Regions from separate parts of the Homo sapiens genome. Here region 1 is linked to region 2. Evidence: chromatin loops called from intact Hi-C (ENCODE). Cell type or tissue: PC-3. All regions are shown on one strand. Links, peaks and the distances in the headings refer to the core of each region. The heading gives the core; the rest is flanking DNA.

Evidence for each region. A loop is a pair of places that touch in the nucleus more often than their neighbours do. Peaks named below come from ENCODE experiments on the same cell type or tissue, not always from the same donor. Only the 100,000 strongest peaks of a DNase experiment are listed, where the experiment ranks them.
Region 1: a loop joins it to region 2, with 2.7 times the contacts of the local background. A loop is called at or near these places in 4 of 110 quality-filtered maps.

The regions. Positions count from the first base shown.
Region 1 is chr6:110,681,280-110,684,197 of GRCh38, reverse strand. All of the region lies in intron 2 of CDK19 (cyclin dependent kinase 19), which reads left to right. Among named protein-coding and RNA genes, the nearest start is that of CDK19, 130 kb to the left of the region's middle. In PC-3, for the core only: a CTCF peak has its summit at 1,673 (motif pointing left); a DNase peak (open chromatin) is centred at 1,647; H3K4me3 peaks cover 673 bases; H3K27ac peaks cover 1,514 bases.
Region 2 is chr6:110,617,525-110,620,442 of GRCh38, reverse strand. The region is part of intron 12 of CDK19 (cyclin dependent kinase 19); the gene reads left to right. Among named protein-coding and RNA genes, the nearest start is that of SLC22A16, 140 kb to the right of the region's middle. In PC-3, for the core only: a CTCF peak has its summit at 1,405; no DNase peak of the experiment used is centred there; H3K27ac peaks cover 1,192 bases.

The DNA.
Region 1 (2,918 bases), core at 321-2,820, 64 kb before region 2:
CTTAATGAATCAGTAAATGAGTTAGAATACCCCTCAGAATTCCAGGTAATTAAGATTTTACTTTGTAAACTCTTTGTTTTAGTTTGTATCTGTTTCATTTTTCATATTTAAATTGTGTATATTCAGAGTGCCCTTGATTTATAAGAAGTATATCCAATTTTCTCATGGGATATGTTAATAAAAGATTAAGGCTGGGCATGGTGGCTCATGCCTGTATTCTCGGCACTTTGGGAGGCTGAGGCAGGTGGATCACCTGAGGTCAGGAATTTGAGACTAGCCTGGCCAAGGTGAAACCCCATCTCCACTAAAAAAAAAAAAAATACAAAAAATGAGCTAGACATGGTGGCATGTGTCTGTGATCCCAGCTACTCGGGAGGCTGAGGCAGGAGAATCACTTCAACCCGGGAAGTGGAGGTTGCAGTGAGCTGAGATCACGCCACTGTACTCCAGCCTGGCAACAGAGTGAGACTCTGTCTCCAAAAAAAAAAAAAAAAAAGATTAAATACTTATACTAAAAAAGAATAGGTATGCTCTCATAGTCAAGGAGATGTGAATTTCTTATTTATCGCAAAGCTTACTTGGTTTCAGATATCTCTCTTAGACCAAGTACATGCAGAATTTAAAAGTCAGAGAGAAAATGAAACCAGATTGTTGAAAAATGGGAAAGGAAATAACTTTCATATAGCCATTTTATTATTATAGAAACTACTAAGTGGGTGTTTCATGGACTTTGGCAAGGAAATGCTGTGGCATTTTCCAACTCAGCCTCACTCTCTAAGTATCTCTGATGTCAAAGCTAACCGGAGTGGTTAGCATTGAAATTTTCACTTAAGTACAACAATGACAACAGCCACTGTTTATCAAGAACAATGCCAGGCATTCTACCTGGATTATCCGATTTACTCTTCATAACATTCTTGCAAATAGTGGTGGTTAAAAATGATAATAAAAGCTATAATTTGTCAAATGCTTAATTCGTTCCAAGCATCGTGCTATGTACTTTTTTTTTTTTTTTTTTTTTTTGGAGACAGTCTTGCTCTGTTGCCCAGGCTGGAGTGCAGTGGCACCATCTTGACTCACTGCAACCTCCGCCTCCTGGGTTCAAGTGATTCTCCTGCCTCAGCCTCCCGAGTAGCTGGGACTACAGGCGCCCACCACCATGCCTGGCTAATTTTTGTATTTTTAGTAGAGATTGGGTTTCACCATATTGGCCAGGCTGGTCTCGAACTCCTGACCTCAGGTGATCCACCTGCCTTGGCCTCCCAGAGTGCCAGGATTAGAGGTGTGAGCCACCGTGCCTGGCCCACTGTGCTGTGTATTTAATCTATTTATATTAATTTATTCTTTGTGGAAACTGTTTATGTTTGTAAGTAGACATCTTATTCTTCTATGAGATTCAGAAGAGTTAAGCAACTTGCCTTATGTCTTAACTGCTGCTAGTAAGACAGGATTCAAACTCAGCCTCTGATTCTAAAACCTATATTTTTTGCATTTTACTTACTGCCTCACTGTCATTTCAACTGGGTGGCAAAGGGGAACATTGACCTCCCTGGAGCTTATGACTGGTAACCAGGAAGTGTCACTGAAGTAAAATGAAGCAGAAGATTTAGGGCCACCTTGAACCAGAGCTGTGTTAGTCTGTACAGACCCCTTTTCAGAGTATGAGTGCCACCTGCTGGAAGGTTATGATGAATCTCATGTGTTTATAAAGAGCAGCTTCCAAAAGGCCTGTCGTAGGTGTGAAAGTGTCAACTTTCAAATACTAATTCTTAATTTACAGTTTTAGGAGTATTGGAACATTTTGGAATTAGGCAAATCTCCTATTTGCCATAAAACACCCTACTTCATTTACCTTCAGTTCTTTGGGAAGGGGAAAGAGGTGTTAAGACATTTTAAAAAATGATACTCAGTGCTTTCTAAAATAAAGTCGGTGATACTGTTCTCACTGAGGGGAAAGATTGATGGTCAAATGAATCACACTGTTACTTAAAAGAGATCAAAAAAGAATAGAAAATTGGATTTACTTTGAGATAAGTGAGTAATTGAAGTATAAGAGGATCTTTCCATTCAGAATGCCCTTGAAAAAGGAGTCAGGGACCCATGAGGGCATCATAGACTTGGAGAACAGAAAGTGAAAAGGGAAGAAAGATGTATACATAAAAATACGAATGGATTCTGGAATTTTTAGTCTAGTACAGACTCTCTAAATTGAGTCAGGATCTAGAGAAAGTTTAGAATTCTAACTGTAGATTATTTTACATTTAGGACAGTGAAAAGTGGACACTTTAAAAATAGCTACTTACATGCTTTGAAAGGAGCTCAGATAAAATATTGGCATGTTCATTGAACATTCTTCATTAGGCTCCAGTGGGATCATGTTACTATGCTGTGAGTATCTGGCATGGAAGATGTTATCATATAATATGAGACACAGGAAAATAATGGTCTACTTAATTGCTGTTTAAGTATGATTACACGTATTTGTAGTTGTATGATGTCATGTTGAACAAACATTTGTTAGACAAGAGATTAAAGTCCGTTGGTAAAATCTGATTTTGCCAAGAGATGGGGAAAGTACAAGTATGGCCATCTCCTTTCACTGTGTCCCTTCTCAGATAACCATGTAAAAAGAAGCTGAGATAGTATGATAGTGTCTTATTTTGGTAGGTGGATTTCTGGAAAGTTCTGTCTTCTGGTGTGTGTATGTATTTGTTTTTAAATTATAAGAGTAATGCTCATTGAAGAAAACTTGTAAAATAGAAAAAATAGAAATATAAATTATGCATAATCTCACACCCAGAAATAACTATTGTTAATGTTTTGGCATATTTCTGTTTGTTTTTTGTTTTTTTGAGACAGAGTCTCACTCTGGTGCCCAGGCTGAAGTGCAGTGGTGCGATCTTGGCTCACTGCAACCT
Region 2 (2,918 bases), core at 133-2,632:
TTAAGAAACCATCTAGGAAGAAGGGAAAACTTAAGTTTTTTGTTTGTTTGTTTTTTTGTTTGTTTTAAGTTTAGAACCACAGTCCCTCCGGGAACTCTTGCAGATGAGTGCATAGGATAGAGATAATAGAAAACAAAACCTCTGGCAAGGGAACCATAAACTCACTGATAAGGAACTGCAATAAAGAGAAACTTTAACAAGAAAGACATAACAAATAGCTGCATAAACTGCCTTCACATTTTGAATAGCTCAACAAACTAATGTGTTTCCACACAACTACTCTGAAAAACTTCTCTTCAGAATATCCCTGCAAGCAGAAGAGTACATAATACTTCCACTTGGTTCCAATTAAACAAATTTAGGCTTCAGTTTGATCTACTAAAAACAGCTTGCTAGCTGGGTAGTAGCATGAGCATATTTGAATTTTGTTATAAAATCTGTTTCCCCTCCATTATATGAGCAACAAATGCTTACTATATACTGGTTCATCTTTGTGTGTCTGATTGAATTATATTAACCTGTGTTAAAAAATAATAATAATTTGCCTAAACACTTGTTAAAGTTGGTAAGGCAGACTTTATTCAAGGCGGGGCCATGTTAGTGCATAAAGGGACCACTGCAACAGGGGCTGGCAGTTGGGGAGGAAGACTGGACTCAATTCAGACTCCTACATGACAAGTGGAGAGGTATAGCCAAAGAGCAGGGTGGGGATCAGTGGATGGAAAGTTACCAAGAGGAAACATCCAGGATAAAAGGTCTCTGGCTAAACTGACTGCATAGTATTAGGCTGAAGGGAGGCCTGGGTAATAAGCTTTTAAAGGTGGGGGATTTTTGCCAAGCCAACTTAGCAAGATTCTTGCTCTAACAGGATTCTCCAAGGACAGAGGAAAGCCCAAGGTCAGGCCTAGTCAAGCAGAAGACTCACAGAGCTCCCTCCAACACGACCCTGTAAAACTTCCCTCCAGCCTCTTTGCAGACAACACCTCCTCTACTGTGCTGCCCCAGGCAACAACATGTTTTCATACCTTCTGTAATAAACCTGCCTTTCTTTACCCAAAACCATCTTGGTTAAAACCTTGACTGCCTGAGAGCAGCCTGACTGCAGTTTTTGTCAAAGGAAAGAGTCTTTGTCACCCAATTGTAGTCAATTATAGACAGATTACTGTATTTCTTTTTTTCCCCAAATTCAAACATTCTTTGAAATGCTTTTCTATGTCCATATTGTTCTGTTGACTTAAAAATAAACCTTTCATAGCTGAGTCCTGATGTCTGTGGAAAAAAATAATAAACCTTCCAACATATCTATTAAATGAATAGATACAGCTATTTAGTTGGAGAGACTGGCATGAGGGGCAGTCAGGTGTCCCATTACACCGAACTTGCAACTCATACACCATCTAGGGGCCAAGGGAAAAACTTTCCTTTCACTCTCTGAAAGTTCGCTGAAAAATCAACTCACAAAAGGCAGGTTAATTGGAGAAAATGTCATGGGTGTGACTAGCTAGGGCCAGTGTCTCAGGCAGTCAAGGTTTTTACTAAGAGTTCTGGGTAAAGAAAGGCAGATTTATTACAGAATGTATGAAAACATGTTGTTGCAACAGACAGCATAGCAGAGGGAGGGGCTGTCTGCAAAGAGCAGGGGCTGGAAGGAAGTTTTACAGGGTCTTGCGGGAGGGAGCTATGTGCCAAATGAGGTCATTGTGCCCACCAGTTGTTTGTGACTAGCAGTGTCTCAGAACAATTGTTCATTGTTTTTCCCCACCTGGAGCCCCTTCCTCCTTGTTGCTTACTTATCAGGACAGAAAGGCATACAACTTTGATACCAGTGGGCTGAGGGAGGTCCCCAGATGCTGGTGGGACCTCAACCCCACCCTGTGTCCAGGCTCCTAACACCATCGGGAGAAGGAATTAAAGGATGAGTCAAAAATAGCAAAAGTATGGAGATTTATTGCAGAGGGAAAAGTACACAACTCAAGAAAGGGGAGTGTGGGTATACGCAAGAGAGAATCTGGCTGGGGACAGTGGCTCATGCCTGTAATCCCAACACTTTGGGAGGCTGAGGCGGGTGGATCACCTGAGGTCAGGAGTTCAAGACCATCCTGGCCAACATGGCAAAACCTCGTCTCTACTAAAAATATAAAAATTAGCTGGTTGTGGTGGTGCAAGCCTGTAATCCCAACTACTTGGGAGGCTGAGGCAGGATAATTGCTTGAACCTGGGAGGCAGAGGTGCAGTGAGCCGAGATCGCGCCACTGCACTCCAGCCTGGGTGACAGAGTGAGACTCCATCTGAAAAAAAATAAATGAATAGAGAGTCATGCAGTCTGGTTTGGGTTTCTATCTTTATGGGTTTCTTTAACCAAAGGGTGGAATATTCATGAAAATTCCTGGAAAAAGGGGGAGATTTCTTGGAACTGTGGTGCCACCCATTTTTATGCCAAATATGGATGTTCTTGGAACTGTCATGGTGCTGGTGAGTGTGTGATTTAGAATGTTAATGAGCATATAATGATGTCCTAGGTTTTTAAGCAGAAATTCAAAGTGTGTTTCATGTAGTCTTTTTTTTTTTTTTTTTTTTTTTTTTTTTGAGACAGAGTCTCACTGTGTCACCCAGGCTGGAGTGCGGTGACGTGATCTTGGCTCACTACAACCTCCACCTCCTGGGTTCAAGTGATTCTCATGCCTCAGCCTCCCAAGTAGCTGAGACTACAGGCATGTATCACCACTCCCGGCTAATTTGTGTGTGTGTGTGTGTGTGTGTGTGTGTGTGTGTGTGTGTGTATATATATATAAATAATTTTATTATTATTATTATTTTTTTAAGTAAAGACAGGGTTTCGCCATGTTGGTCAGGCTGGTCTCAAACTCCTGACCTCAAGTCATCCACCTTCCTTGGCCTCCTAAAGTGTTGGGACTACA